Linked DNA regions of Homo sapiens: region 2 is linked to region 1. A link is an interaction called in ENCODE POLR2A ChIA-PET data of the cell type or tissue named here. Cell type or tissue: MCF 10A. All regions are shown on one strand. Links, peaks and the distances in the headings refer to the core of each region. The heading gives the core; the rest is flanking DNA. Region 1 overlaps INTU (inturned planar cell polarity protein). Region 2 overlaps LOC105377412 (a long non-coding RNA gene).

The links. ChIA-PET counts read pairs that join two places held together with the same protein. Peaks named below come from ENCODE experiments on the same cell type or tissue, not always from the same donor. Only the 100,000 strongest peaks of a DNase experiment are listed, where the experiment ranks them.
Region 2: POLR2A ChIA-PET joins it to region 1 with 11 read pairs; 2 of 35 experiments call an interaction of 5 or more read pairs at or near these places.

What each region holds. Positions count from the first base shown.
Region 1 is chr4:127,703,511-127,717,041 of GRCh38, forward strand. INTU (inturned planar cell polarity protein) reads left to right here. Exons shown (of 16, transcript NM_015693.4): 10 at 718-780; 11 at 2,081-2,302; 12 at 2,977-3,459; 13 at 5,061-5,158; 14 at 7,403-7,592; 15 at 10,426-10,583; 16 at 12,815-13,531. The coding sequence ends at 12,926. Among named protein-coding and RNA genes, the nearest start is that of SLC25A31, 20 kb to the right of the region's middle. RefSeq lists an enhancer at 4,797-5,996 and a silencer at 5,444-5,738. In MCF 10A, for the core only: no CTCF peak of the experiment used is centred there; a DNase peak (open chromatin) is centred at 5,681.
Region 2 is chr4:127,604,074-127,606,573 of GRCh38, forward strand. It overlaps LOC105377412 (a long non-coding RNA gene), which reads right to left. Exons shown (of 3, transcript XR_939185.3): 3 at 814-1,173. Among named protein-coding and RNA genes, the nearest start is that of INTU, 28 kb to the right of the region's middle. RefSeq lists an enhancer at 598-1,421. In MCF 10A, for the core only: a CTCF peak has its summit at 1,446 (motif pointing right); a DNase peak (open chromatin) is centred at 1,438.

The DNA.
Region 1 (13,531 bases), core at 4,151-6,650:
GCTATTTTTAACAAAAATCAGATGATAACATATATTTTGTTCTGCAGCTTGCCTTCTTTGCTGAGCAGTGTATCCTAAAACCTTTTATGCCTGCTCATATAGATCAATCATATTTTTTTAACATATGTGTGATATTCTGTGGTATATCTAGTTTTGCTGGCCATTCCTCCATTGTTGAATTTCATGTTATCTCTAATTTTTCCATATTACAAATAATCCAACTGTTAACTTTTTATATAAAAATCATGATTCCACTGCTTGAGTATTCCTGTAGATTTCTAGAAGTAGAATTACTCAGAGGGTATATATACTTAATTTTTTTTACATACCACTCAGTTGCTTGCAAATAGGTTGCATCAATTAGTGCTTTCAAAAATAGCTTATGGTAATATTGGATACTGTAGATGATGTAGAGTAAAAGTTTTTTGTCCTAAAAAGATGTGTTGTAAGAAATCCCTCATAGAGTGACAGATTTTATGTTCTTAATGTCTCTAATCAAACATCTTAAAAGAATGAAACATAAGGTTGTTCTCAGTGAAGTAAACGTATGCATATTGTATTTCATCCTAATATTCTGGTATATTGATTTCTAAAGATGGCACTATGAAAAGTTTAGTTACTAAAGAATATAATTTTCATTTTAACTATTATAGCTTAATTGGAATTTTTATCACAAAAAAATAAAAATATAAAATCCACTATGAATTTTTCCCCCAGTCCGAGGATTACTATGACATGAGGCGGCTGTATACAATTTTGGGGTCTTCTCTATTTTACAAGGTAAGTTGAAGCTTGAAGTCTAAATGTCCAGCTGCTGTATAAAGAGAACTAAATTTTCAAAACTTTTACAAACATGAAAAATACATTTATCTCTTTTCTTTCAAATGTAGGTACCATAAGATTAAGAGCTTTCTCATTTTAGAGACAGGGTCTTGCTCTGCCACCTAGGCTGGAGTACGGGGTACAATCATAGCTCACTGCAACCTCCAATTTCTGGGCTTAAGCAATTCCCAAGCTCAAACAATCCTCCTGCTTTGGCCTCCCAAAGTACTGGGATTACAGGCGTGAGCCACCATGCCTGACCAGATTAAGACCTTAAAACAAGATTTGCATCTACATACTTGTAAATATAATAAATATTTATGGTTTCATTGCATTCTAAAGCATGTATAAAGTATTTACAAATGTGCACAGGAGAAGCAATACTCAAAGAACCAAGTTTGTAAGAGAGAAGACTAATATTTTTCTGGATTTCCTTTTGAAAGAGTGTATTTTTTATCCTGTGTTGAAAAGTCAGCTGGGCATGGTGGCTCACACCTGTAATCCCATCACTTTGGGGGGCCGAGGCAGGCAGAACACCAGAGGTCAGGAGTTCGAGATCAGCCTGTCTAACATGGTGAAACCCCATCTCTACTAAAAATACAAAAAAAAATTATCTGGGTATGGTGGTGTGTGCCTGTAATCCCAGCTACTCAGGAGGCTGAGGCAGGAGAATGGTGTGAACCCGGGAAGCAGAAGCTGCAGTGAGCTGAGTTCGTGCCACTGCACTCCAGCCTGGGTGACAGAGACTCTGTCTCAAAAAAAAAAAAATAGTAACCTACATCTTTTAAATAAATCTTATATAACATTTAGTTCATGTCCATGTAAAGCAAAGCATCAAATGAATTTAAGTACTTTTATTTTTAAAAAAGGATTTTTAAACACAATATAAAACACATCTAACAAAGAAGCAATAGGGAAGGGTGCACAGTGAAAAGTCTCTGTCATGACCCCTGCTTCTTGACTTTCCATTCTCAGAATTCAGTTATTTTCTAATTTTGTCAAATACTGAAGCTATGCTGTGCAGAAGGGATCTTGCTTTGTGCTGAAGTCTACCTGTCGGTACACCTTAAGTTATCATTTGAGCTCTACTTTGACCTCAAGAAAAGAAACATTTACTTTTACTATATCTTCATTTACCCCATTTGAAACTAGAATATTCTAAACCAACGGAAGAAGTGTCTATGAAACTCTTAGAAATATTATGGGACTATTGCTTTATATCACTGGTAGACTTTTGCTCTTTGTGGTTAAATTCAAGGGTTATTTGATATGCAGTCATTTGCCCAAGGATGATCTTATTGATATTGCCGTATACTGTCGCCACTATTGCCTGCTGCCTTTAGCAGCAAAACAAAGAATTGGTCAGTTGATCATATGGAGAGAAGTGTTTCCTCAGCATCACCTCCGACCTTTGGCAGACTCAAGCACTGAAGTCTTTCCGGAACCTGAAGGAAGATATTTTTTGCTAGTTGTTGGCTTGGTAAGTTTACCTCAGCTTCTTTCTTAGGATTTTTCTTCTTTTCTTTTATTTTTTTCTTTTCGGCAGGGGTTGAGGGATGCAGCGGTAGGTAGGTATCTATTGACTGTCTAAATAAATACACAAACATGCTCATGTAAAATTATTAGTATGTCTAATATCAGTATTCAAGGAAATGTTACATGTCCCCTTATTCCTTTTCTTTTGCATCCATTTAATACTCATGGACAAATATTAATAAAGTCTAAGAAAATATTTTAGCAGGTTTTTAAAGTCTTTTGTTCCCCTTTCTATAGTGGTTTTATCCATTGGCTTGTTTTGGGAGATAGAGGGAGACATGAAAATAATATAGAATCAGAAACAGAATAAATATGCAATTGTAGATGAAAGGACTTCCAGTAACTGAGGCTCTTGACAGCTATCTTAGGGAATTCTGTGTCTCAAAAGAAGTGGTTTGATGGTATATCAAGATAAGGCAATGTAAGATTGTTTTCAACTGGGATCAAGAAGCATTAATAATAACCAAAAAGGAAAGATGACGGAGGAATTTTTAATAATCATCACATGATTATGCCATAGGCCTCTATGTCTTCGATATTTATAAGTTTATACATGCACATTTTATGTAAATATTTTCATGGTAGCTAAACCTACATTTGTAATTTTTTTCCCTATAGAAACATTATATGCTATGTGTACTATTAGAAGCTGGAGGTTGCGCATCCAAAGCTATTGGGAGTCCTGGACCAGACTGTGTATATGTGGATCAAGTCAAAACAACTCTTCACCAGCTGGATGGAGTAGATTCTCGCATAGATGAACGGCTAGCATCTTCTCCAGTCCCCTGTTTGTCTTGTGCTGACTGGTTCCTTACTGGATCACGTGAAAAAACAGATAGCTTGACCACTTCGCCTATTCTCAGTAGGCTACAAGGTACTTCCAAAGTAGCAACTTCTCCAACATGCAGAAGAACGCTTTTTGGTGACTATTCCTTAAAGACACGCAAGCCTAGTCCTTCCTGTAGTAGTGGAGGATCTGACAATGGTTGTGAAGGTGGAGAAGATGATGGCTTTAGCCCCCATACTACACCGGATGCAGTACGGAAGCAAAGAGAATCTCAGGGCTCTGATGGTTTAGAAGAAAGTGGGACCTTGCTTAAGGTGTGTGCTTATTCAAGTGTGTATGTTCTGGGAGCTAAGTTGTCTCTCCAGTCCTTGTTTTATAATTGCAAGACATTTTTTTAGTGGCATACCATTCTTCATTTGACATGGTGGTTATTTCAGTCACTGCTGGCAAACCAATGATTTTGAACCAAAAAGAAAAAGAAATATCAGGCCAGGTGTGGCAGATTGCTAGAGGCCAGGAGTTCAAGACCAGCCTGGCCAATGTGGCAAAACCCAGTCTCTAATAAAATTACAAAAAAATTGCCAGGCACGTTGGTGCACACCTGTGATCCCAGATGCATCGGGAGGCTGAGGCACAAGAATTGCTTAAACTCAGGAGGCAGAGGTTGCAATGAGCCGAGATTGTGCCACTGCATGATTTGTCACTCCAGCCTGGGTGACAGAGTGAGACTCTGTCTCAAAAAAAAAAAAAAAAAAAAAAAAAGAAATATCAAATAATAAGATAAGAACCCCTTGACATTCATATCTGTTTAACAGTACTTAGAAATAGGAAAACTTTAATCTCAATTTCCGTGTTCATCTCTTCCCTATTTGCAATGACAACAGAGAGCATCCAAGCTGTGGGGCCTGTTGGGGGCTGATCTGACTAAATAGCCAATGAAATATTCAGCAAAGAGAATCAGAACCCTAAATGTGTGTATTTGTGTGTCTGTGTGTGTGTGTGTGTATGTCTCTGTGTGTATTATCCTATTTTTATAGATTTTAAAATCTGAACCTTTGTAACACTTAAAGATTTAAAAGTTGACTCTAAAGAGGATGTTCATTTTTCAGATCATTTTTCCTAATTTTTTCCCATGAAAATACCATAAAATATCCAAATGATTATCAAAACATTCACCCTGGGAGGCTTTGTACTTATTCTAGTGATGCTGTCGTCTTTCAAAACATTTTTGAAACTTGTCATTTGGGTGGATGGAGGTGACACCAGATGAGGAGTCTGAGAAGGAGCACAAATAAACTATGAAATGCTAGTAGCATGGCATAAATAACCAGATGCAATCTCCTCATACCAAACAATAGAATACTTTTGGACCCCTAAGTGGGGTGTATTTGGAAGTACTTACATCAGTACCATACCTATTATCACAGTCGATGGAATTGGTAGGAAATAGTCTAAAAAGATTTGGACAGATTAAAGAATTACCAAGCCATGAATAGCTCCTAAGAGAAATTGAGTTAACCTTTAAGATTCAGCCATTCAACAAAGGTTGATTGAATACCTACTAAGTGCCAAGGGCCATACTACACAAAGGAGATACAGAGATGAATAAGACACAGCCCCTGACTTTGAGGAGTGCAGAGTCTAGGGAGGGGAGACAAGTATGCATACATACAAATTTGGTAATGGCTCTGGTAGGAGGTTTTCAGGGAACACCATCATGCCCTCCCAGGACATGACCCTGGGATCCCTGTCAGCCATGGATAAGCCAAGAGGTACAAGTTAGCATCAAAAATATTTAAAGGAAGCATTGCAAATGGTAAGTAGTTCCCTCAGAAGGATGTTTAATTTTTAAATTGTTTCTGCTATATGATTCCATTCTTAGATATAAACTGATCTACTTAACTATATTTTTCAGGTCACTAAAAAGAAGTCTACTCTTCCAAATCCATTTCATTTGGGAAACTTGAAAAAGGACCTTCCAGAAAAAGAATTAGAAATATATAACACAGTGAAGTAAGAAACTTTCTTATTCTTGTTCACTTAAACTCAGGAAGTTTTACAGTGAGAAAGTACAATTTTATAACATGTATTTTACTCAACAAATGTAATTCTGATATATCTTACATATTAAAGGTAATATCTGTGGTATTTCTTTAATATTTCATTACACATTTAGGAAAATGACCATATTAGTATTATGAAAGAGAAAAACACACAAAGTAATATTTCAAAATGTGAAAGTCTCCCTTTATCTCTCCACAGGTAACCTCCCTTTTGTATATTTAATATAATTTTTAAATTAGAGTTTACTATTTTTTAGAGTGTTTGGTGGATGCAGTGGTGTGCTGTCCAGTTACACCTTAGCTCAGGGTATTCCTTTCCAACACTTGAGAATGGTGGCTGCTAATGCCTCACAGCTCCCCTAGCCTTGTCACTCCCCTAGCCGTGTCCTACACGGAAACTTGTTGACTCAGCTAAGGTTACATTCCTCCCTGGGAGGAGCCCATTTCTAATGACTAATAAATAAGTGAGTACAAAGGCTTGGCCCCTTGCCTAAATTGAAGACAACTCTGAAAGGCCAGCCAAGCTTCAGAGTACACAGTGGTATCGGCTGAGACTTGTTGCCGCTGCAGCACAGTTCATCTTCTCCCTCTGCTCAATCCTGCTCAGTCACTACACCCCTACAGCTGTTTTTCCCAAGAGTACTTCCTAATAAGTTTCCTCCCGGCATATCTCACTCTCAGAGTTTGGGTCCCAAGGAACTTGTCCCATAACACTCTCTTTAGAAAATAGGTATAATTTCAAACGTTCATTGAGTAGGGAATTCTGAGGTAAAAGAAACTGAGTGAGGAGAGAATGTTTAGCAACTTAAACTGTCTGTAATTATTATAATATGAAATGTTATATATTCACTTCTTGTGCACTTATGTGGTGACACGCAGGTCTGCCTGTGCCTTGGCAGGTATTTAATTATGACATCATGTGTGGGATCAACTGGTGTAATAAACTCAATTGCCTACTTTTATTTGAACAACTAGACACGTACTAATAGAATTCACACACACACACACACACACACACACACACACAGTACAGAGCTACCACATTCTTAATCACTGAAACACTTTACAGTAAGTTCAAATATATGTGTTACAAAGTTGTTAGAAAATTCTTTTTTTCTCAAGTCAAGACAAAAACAAAGTAACTTGTCTGCATAAAATAATACATTAGAAATCTGATGTGTTAAATTTTAGTATTTAATGCCTCCAAATATGAATGTTTAATTTTTTGATAGTTAAACATGATTTTAAGACAAATAAATTGGAACCAAACCTTTTATGGAACCCAAAAGTACCTTCACAAAACTCTAGTCTTCCATTTAACAAAAACTATTGCTCTGAAATTTTATTAACTCCATATCAGAATTTTAAAAATATGTATGTTGTGTTGGCATTGTCTCTAGTAAAAGGAGACTCTTTTTTCAAGTTCAATGGTTTAAACATAAATTCACATGTGGTGTAAATCATAGGCTCTCCTATTTTAAAAGGTGCCAAAGATGTGTGTTTATTCTCATTATTGACATGCAAAGATGTTTTTATATGATGTAGTTCATTTTAAAAGCATGATATAAAACAGGATGTAATATATTATCCTAACCTTTTATGCACCTATCTTTGTAAAATACAATATATATAATATATTGAAAATAATATATAAAACATTTCATTCAGTAACTAAGTCCTACCCATTCTGCATTCCAGTAGTTCTTGAGGAACATCAGTTTGACTATCATGGTAAAATACTTTAATGCTACTAACTTAAATGTATTTAATTTGTTGGAAGGTATTTTTATATGTGGTCTACCCTAGACTGATATCTTGTTTATGGCTTATAGCTATCTGGGCCAGACACGAGCTGAATTATTTAATACCAACCATGGAAAAAGAGACAGTTAGCCAATTTGGGTTGTTTAGCAAAGGAATGATTAAGTTACTTGCAAATGAATTGAGGTTTACTTATCCTTGCATAACATGTAGTATTTGCCTCCATTAAGGGAATTAATAACCCTAGCTTGTACTTCAGTTACGGATGAAGAGGGAATTAAATGTTTAGCCCAGTTTCCCTTCCCTAATTATACTACTAATATTATATTGTAGATAAAAGCTTATAAGAAGTCTACTAAATTCAAAATGAACCAATATTTTAAAATTTACTAAAATTTCTTTTTTCTTCTCTTTGATTTTTTTTCTTTTTAAGACTGACATCTGGTCCTGAGAACACACTTTTCCACTACGTTGCCTTAGAAACAGTGCAAGGAATCTTTATTACTCCTACCCTTGAAGAGGTGGCACAGCTAAGTGGCTCTATCCACCCTCAGCTAATAAAGAATTTCCATCAGTGTTGTCTTTCCATTCGTGCAGTTTTCCAACAGACATTGGTGGAAGAGGTAGGGCACTGCTATAAATACAGTTTTCTGCCAGTTTAATTTCCAGATCTCTAAGCATTCTGTTATCTAATCAATATGCCCAGCATTGTTTTCATTTCATTAAGTTTTTTTAAATAGTCACTTAATCTAACGTGGGTGCCAAAACAATTATACTCACAGTACTTCAAGGTTTTATTTTATACTGAATCTGATGTCTTGGGTTACTTTTCAGGATATGGTAGACCTGTGTTTTCTACAGCAAAGCAAAATACAGTCGTTTGTAATGTAAATTAACCTTCCATATTTGATATCTGTGACTCAACCATTACTTGAGTAATAATATCTACCAATTGGTTCCTAAAATAACTCTGATAATTCTTTGAGTATTTAGCCAATAGTATAGGGATTTTGGAATATAATGGATTAAGGCAGGGGTCCCCAACCCCCCTGGGCCACATACCAGTAGCTCTCTGTGGCCTATTAGGAACCAGGCTGCACAGCAGGAGGTGAGTGGCGGGCCAGGGAGCCTTACTGCCTGAGCTCTGCTTCCTATCAAATCAGCAGCACATACGAGTGCAAACCCTATTATTGTGAACTGTGCATGTGAGGGATCTAGGCTGTGCACTTCTTATGAGAATCTAATGCCTGATGATCTGAGGTAGAACAGTTTCATCTTGAAACCATCCCTCCCCCAGAAATTGGTCTCCAATGCCAGAAAGGTTGGGGACTGCTGGGTTAAGGTACAGCTATAGACACAAGACTAATGCAAATTTTTTGGCATTTGGTTGGTTGATTGCTTGCTTGCTTTTCTATCCAGGATGAAGTTTCATTGAATGTTGTTATCTGTTGAATAAATAATAATGCTGTGTACAATTACAATATCAGATTATTTAAATGGCAGGAAAAGATAGGTGTTGATTTCTTGAAAAGGATAAAACTTACAGAGGTTTACTTGTGACGTTATACAGCCAAAAAACCTCTCTGAAAATGGTTGTAATGTATATAGCAATACATGTGTTAGGGATGCCAAATTTGTGAAGAACTTGGGTTTAAAAGTGGAAGAACATTGGACAAGGAATAAGGAATCCTGGACTGAGCCTCACCTCCTATTTCCTTAGCTATGAAGCAAGTGGGCTGAATTACATCATCTCTCCAGGTTCATTCAGCAGTAAAATTCTGTGTCTTGTAGGATTTTTTTTTGAGTCCTCAGAAATTGTTATTCTGTAAAAATACTGTGTTTGACCCTATATTCCTGTATGCTTTGGGTTCTTATGCTCCTATTTCCCTTTTTAACATTAACTGATAAATGTTATAAAGGAATATTTCATTTACTTATTTGATAATATTTAGTAATATAAATTAGTTTTCCCCATCTTATTTAAACATTGAGGTACCTACTCTGCACCAGACACTATTCTAGGAACGTGGGATACAACAGTGGACAAAACAAAGTCCCTTCCTTCACGAAGCCTATTTTCTAATTAGAAATTAGTATGCTGAGAAGAATTAGAAAATAGTATGCTGAGAAGAATCAGTGTCAAGCAAAATAATAAAACATGGTAAGGATTAGAGGTGGGAGTGACTATTTTGAAAGGTCTCTCTGATCATGTCAAGTGATACTTGAACAGAGACCTGAATGAAGTGAGGGAGCAAGCCATGTGGCTCTCTGGGGACAGAGCTTCCAGCAAGGGGAACAGCAAATGCAAAGCTGCAGAGCATTACCGCCTGAGGTCTGCCTCCTGTCAGGTCAGCTGCGGCATTAGGTTCTCATAGGAGTGCAAACCCTACTGTGAACTGTCCATGCAAGGGATCTAGGTTGCCCACTTCTTATGAGACTCTAATGCCTGATGATCTGAGGTGGAACAGTTTCATCCTGAAACCATCCCCTAGGGGCTGGGAGAGTACTGGAGCAAACTGAGTGAGAAGAAAGTGGAAGAAGAGATCACAAAGGTAGCAGGGCCAGCTTATGCATGGCCGGATAGACTATGATAAGGACTTTGGGCTTTGTTCTGAAAGAGATGATACATTCTTGAACAGTTCTGCCCAAATAAGGGACATGATCCGTAATTTTTTTAAAGGATCACTCAGGCTACTGTGGGTAGAACAGGAAACAGAATAGCAAGGGTGGAGGCAGGGACCAGTTAGGAGGCTTTCAAAATTCTCAAAGCAAGAAATGATTATGGCTTCTGGACTGTGGATATATTTTGGAGGGCAAACCAAAAAGATCTGTTGATGGATTAGATAAAAGCTATGAAGGAAAGAAAAGGATCAAGGATCACTCCACTGTTTGCCCTGAAACTTATAAGAAGCCTTTATAGTCCAAATGAGTCATTGTTTTGCTAATGCTTTAATCAGTATGAAATTTAGAGATTATGGGTCAAAGGAAGACAAAATACTGTTTTAAATATATATTTTTTCAATTTATTACAGAATTATCTGTTCATTTAGAACACATTTATTAAGCACCTACTATGAACCAGGCACTGCTGGTTTTAAAACACACAAAGAAGATTGCATATTGTCTCTTCCCTGGGGAAAAAAGCTTATAATTTTCTATCTTCCACTGTGGAAGACAGATCTATAAACTGCTAATATAATATAATATACATACTAATAATATAGGCCTGTGAACAAAGTGTTCCCTAGAAAAGTCAAGGGACACTTTATCCATGAAGTCTCCTTTAGGATATGGTATTTAAGTTTTGAGGAAGAGTAGAAATTTTCCTGCAGATAAGAAGAATGTCATTGCAGGCACTGAAGTATTTGGATCAGCCAATTCAGATTACTCTGTGAAAACATTTTAAAGTAACACTGGTAATACCAGTTAATACTAACAATACCTATTAATTTACAGAAAAAGAAAGGACTAAATAGTGGAGACCATTCAGATTCTGCAAAGTCAGTGTCTTCTCTTAACCCTGTTAAAGAACATGGTGTGTTGTTTGAATGTTCACCTGGAAACTGGACTGATCAGAAAAAAGCACCACCAGTTATGGCTTACTGGGTAGTAGGGTAAGTGAGAAAAAAAAGTATTTGAAAGTAAAGTGTTAGAAAAGTGAAAGAAAAGTGGTAAAGGAGATTAACATTTTAAAATGTAAGCATGGAATTTTTTATCTAGCTATACTATTTTAATATATTTCATTTTATTTGCTAAGTATCTCCTTTAAATCCCTCCCAAGTATTTTTCTATTGAAAATTATCTTACAAAATTAAATTTCAGTAATACACTGAAAGAATAATTCCAGTTTTTCTCTTCTTCCCTTTTTCCCCTGCTTCCTTCATTTTTCCCCCTCTCTCCTTTCTTTCCCTCTTACCATCCTCTCCCTTTTCTTCCCTTCCCCTCTCTCTGGCCCCTGCCACAGGACCATGCCCAGTCAGGACCCTGCCCACCTTTGTTTCCATCTCCTGTCTCCTTCCTCTTCCATCCACTGTGCACCAGCTGCACGAGCACCAATCAAATCTTGTTTCTGTTGTTCCTTCTGCATGGGATATTCTATCCCTTGACCTTTGCACTTCTGGATCCTTGATATTCAGACCAGTGCTAACAGGTCATCTTGTCAGAGACGATCCATTATCTCTTTCCCTCATCAAAGTGGCTACTCAGTTATTCTCTATATGACTCTTTTATTGTTTATTTTCTTGTCCTTCTCCACCCCCCACCCTCATTACAATATCAGCTTCATGAGGTCAGGAATTGTATCTGTCTTGTCCACCACTGGCACCTGCAACAGTACCTGGCACATAATATAGTCACTTGATAAACATGTGATGGCTGAGTAGGTGAGACTGTGCCTGGCAAAATGTGAAACTGGTGGTGGGTTGGGTGGGCAGTGGGCGGTATGGCAAACACAGAGACATAGTCATTGCCTCTAAGGGCCTTATATCTAGCAGAAGAATTATGAAATATGCTGAAATATCTATATATTTATATATCTATATTTATAGGTATAGAGAGAAATCTTATATATATGTGTGTGTATACATATATGTAAAATGAATCTGATGATACAACCAAATACTATAGGAATTCTGAGGAGGGGGCAAAATCTAATGAACAAAGATGCGAACAGTGGAAATTATACAGCACAGCAGTGAACAGACTGGTTTGCCAGGATGGTAGAGGAATGGCATATACAAAGATTAAGTGAAAGATCAAGTTGGGAACCTAAGTTAGGACCACTGCAGAAGGTTATTTGAGTTGGAGTAGAGGTTGGTGGAGGAAAGGGCACAGAATTAGTTGGGAGTAGGGGTAGTGGACACATACCATGTAGTATTAAGCTGTATGACAGACACTTTACAGACATTATCCAAAGCAGAAATTCCCATGTGCTAGTCCATGGGATTTAGAATCACCTAAGTCACTTGTTAAAATCTGAGATGCCTGGGCCCCAGACCTACTAAATCAAAATCTGTGAGAGTGGGAATCTGTATTTTTAGTAAGCTCCTTTGTGATTATCCTGTGAACCAGGCTTGGGAACATCAGTGTAAGCTTAATTCCATGTAGTGTAATCAGAGTTGTACTGCTGGAAGATTAAACAGGGAGCGCCAATGGAATGATGTGCACATGAGAGATACTAGAAATGAGAAGACCAGTTAGGCACACATGTAGCTGTTCAGTCGAGTGTTAACTACGTTCATGACAATTGGAATAGAAAGAATCAAAAGATGTTGAATTTTGATAATGCAGATTTATGCAGAAGAGAAATTTAAGAAAATCAGGCAGAACTATCTCCAGTTTAAATAGATCAATTTGTATACATTAGTATTGATTAAATGGATTTCAATTTTAACTCTTTAAGAAAACCAAACAAAATTTCAATGTTAATTCCAATTCAGTTCTATTTGCCAAAAAAAGCTACCATATATTTAATGTTTTAATAAAAATTAAACATTAGAAAGTAAAGAGCAATAAAATACTTAATAACTATTGTGCCTATAATGCTAGTGCTATTGCCTTTATTATAATAACTAGATTTGCTATTTAAAAACTGAGTGGTATCATAATACATATTGATAAAATAGGATTATTACACTCTAGAGCAATAAAAACTAATTGACCTAAGGCATATATTATTTATTTAGAAATAAATCTAGCTGCTTTCTCCCTAGTATAGATTTAGATTCATGGATTTTAAATTTACTACTGATGCTTTCAGAAACAAAAATTAAATTAATTGGATGGTTAGAGTTTTTGTTGTTTGTTGTTTTAATTTCTGAAATGAGTGTGTTCTTTTCTTCTGCAGGAGACTTTTTCTTCATCCAAAACCTCAAGAACTTTATGTCTGTTTTCATGACTCAGTCACAGAAATTGCCATTGAAATAGCTTTTAAATTGTTCTTTGGGTTAACCTTGTAGCTGTGCTTTCTTGATGCGTAGAAACACGTGCATGGAGGATCAAACACTGTCAGAATTGCTGAAATCAATACACAAAGAGATAAAGTTTAGCTTCTTTTTACTATTCAATATTGAACATAATATTGTTAAATATTGAGATGAAATGCTGTTGGATTTGATACATTAAATCTTAATGTAATATTGTAAGACTTTTGAGAATATACTTGATTAAAATGTGAAAGAAGGGATTGTTAACTTATTGCTATTTTGGTATATAATGTTAATTTATTGACTAGTTTGAAATAATGTGAAGTGTTTTTTATATCAGATTAATATAGGAAATGTTTATTCTTGAAAAATACTCAATTTGTTGTTGTTTATTTTTCTCAAAATTCATACTGATATCTGATGAAATGATTATGAAATTGGGAGCAGGTGACCAGGTGCTGTAACTAAGTAGTGCTATGACCATGAGCAAGTTTTTGTACCTCTCTAAGCTCAGAGTTTTCATGTAAAATGAGATGATTGCATTGAGGTTTCAAAAATACCTCTTAAGTAAAATGTGCTTTTATTTTATTTTAGTTTTAGTTTTAGTTCTGGGGTACATGTGCAGGATGTGCAGGTTC
Region 2 (2,500 bases), core at 1-2,500, 100 kb before region 1:
AGGCATGCACCACCACACCTGGCTAATTTTGTATTTTAGTAGAGATGAGGTTTCTCCATGTTGGTCAGGCTGGTCTCGAACTCCCGACCTCAGGTTATCCACCCACCTCAGCTTCCCAAAGTGCTGGAATTACAGGCATGAGAAGGCATTTTTCTAGAAGCGATGTTGGATTTGCATTGATTTATCATCACTCTTGTCCAAAAGCCCTTGTGACTAGTGCAAACAATAACATGCTGACTAAATTAAGTAATTAAGTATATTATTTTAATATACTTTGGTCAACTCTATCAGTTAAAAATTGGAGGCTTTTGACCCTATCTTTAATATTTTTATTATATAAATTTATTTATATTTATTAATCCTGTCTTTGCATCTGTTTCTCTGAGATCCTGGAGAATTAAAGGATCACAGAGAGCCTTTATACCTTATATGGTATATAGTTATATCATGTAAATAGTATAATTACTTTGAATTTTAACTATAACATCCTTTGAGATCTTATAGTTAAAATACAAAATAATTATACCATTTTATTTCATTCTTCATGCTTTGATGCCATGGAGCATCAAAGTGTCAAGTGGTTCCCTAGGACACATGAGCTTTTCCACACCATGCACTAATTAGCAAAGCTCAAAGAGACCCGGACCTGAGTTTAAGATTTCAAAATCTAATTTAATGCATAAGAACCAAATAGTAGATCACCCAGATATTAGAAAATAAGATCAATGTCTCCACTTGCTCATTTTTCATAAAAGTTCCAGAAGGGAAATTGTGTTAGCCCAGGACCTCAGAGAAACAGATACAAAGACAGGATTAAATATGTCAGGATTTTAATAGTGGGAAATGCCTGTGTAAAAAGAAATAAAGAAGGAGCTAGGAAAGGCTGGGACAGCTGTCGGACTGCATCCAAGTCTGACCCCAGGATGAGGGAGAGAAGGTTGAATGGAAGAATCCTACACTACTCTGCAGTCTAAGGATTGTTTGTCAAAGCCATGGGGAAGTACTCCAGCCTAAGCGGTGGACAAAGGAGCCCCACCTGTCTTCCGGGACTAAGACGGCCTCAGTATCGCCACAGCATTCAGTCAGTCCATTGGTAACAGCAATGAATGGGAGGTGTGGCTGACTTCAAAGCACAGCAGCTGGGTGCTCTGTCTGTGAGGTGCATTTTCATGCCTGCCAAAGATAGGATGAAGGGAAGGTGCATGAGAGAAGTTTCTCTAAAATCTTTTAAAATGTTAAAGGAAACATTTTTTATCAGACATACATTAATTACTTCATAAAAGAACTAAGTCCCTGTAATTTTGGAACAATATCAATAGCATTACTATAAACAGAAAATCGAGAAAAGCATTTTGAATTTCAATTTTTAGAAAATGTAAAATCATCAAATCATTTTAAAAAGTCTATAGTTTCATTCAACACCAGGTGGAGCCCTTTTGCTTTTCAAAACTAAAAGAGGAAACTTCTTAATTTAATACAGGCTTAGGCTGATTATTTCACAACTCTTAAGTCATCATTTTAAATCATTTTAAGACTTTTGCATTATATTTATCACCATTGTAAACCTGATTTTTTTCCAAATACCATGGACTAGCTAAAACTGCAATGTTAATATAAAGCAACCAATTCCAATATTGTTAAATATCTAAAATAAAGTTTTTAATAATATTGTTTTAAACATTTGTATACTTTTAAAGGAAAGAGTAAAATGTGATTTAAATTTCATATTCAATACTTAAACAAATTGAACTACTTAAAATGCTCTCCCGAATCTCTAACTTGCTACGTCATCATTCTTTTTATCCAAAATACCTTCTCTATAGAAAATGTATTGCTTTAAAACAGGTTTCAGTTAGCAAGCAATGAGTTTCTGAAAATATATATATTTAAAAAGCAAAAAAAAATTAAGTTTAAAAAACACGTTTCAGGTTATAAAGTATAATATTTTTAATATCTGTCCTGTGCCAATCAGAAAGTATAGGATAAAAATAACAATGTTTATAAAGTAGACATGCTTTTTCCAAGTAAATTGTAACAGCAAGGAGGCATTATTTATTCTGTGTCTATGCTTCAGAATTCTGTCCTTCTCATTGCAGGGAAATAGAAACAGATAAATATAAATATATTTTTGTAATAAAAATGTTAATGATAGGGTTAAAAGCCCCCAATTTTTAACTGACAGAGTTGACAACAGTATATTAAAAGTGTATATTTAATGGCATAGTTCGTATACATTTTTATTTATTCATCCATCCAAGAAATACTTACAGAGATCTTGCTATATGCTGAAGAGACAGGAATAAATAAGACATTCATAGTACCTGCCCTTGAAAGTTCAGAAGGCATTCAATGAAGCAAGCATTATAATAAAAGCTATTGTAATTAAGGAAATACACAGTACTCTGGAAGCACCCAGCAAGGGAACCTAAGGGCTAACCTAATCTGGGGACACGGAAGACCTTCCAAAGAATTGAAATTTAAGCTGAGACTCCTCAGTAGG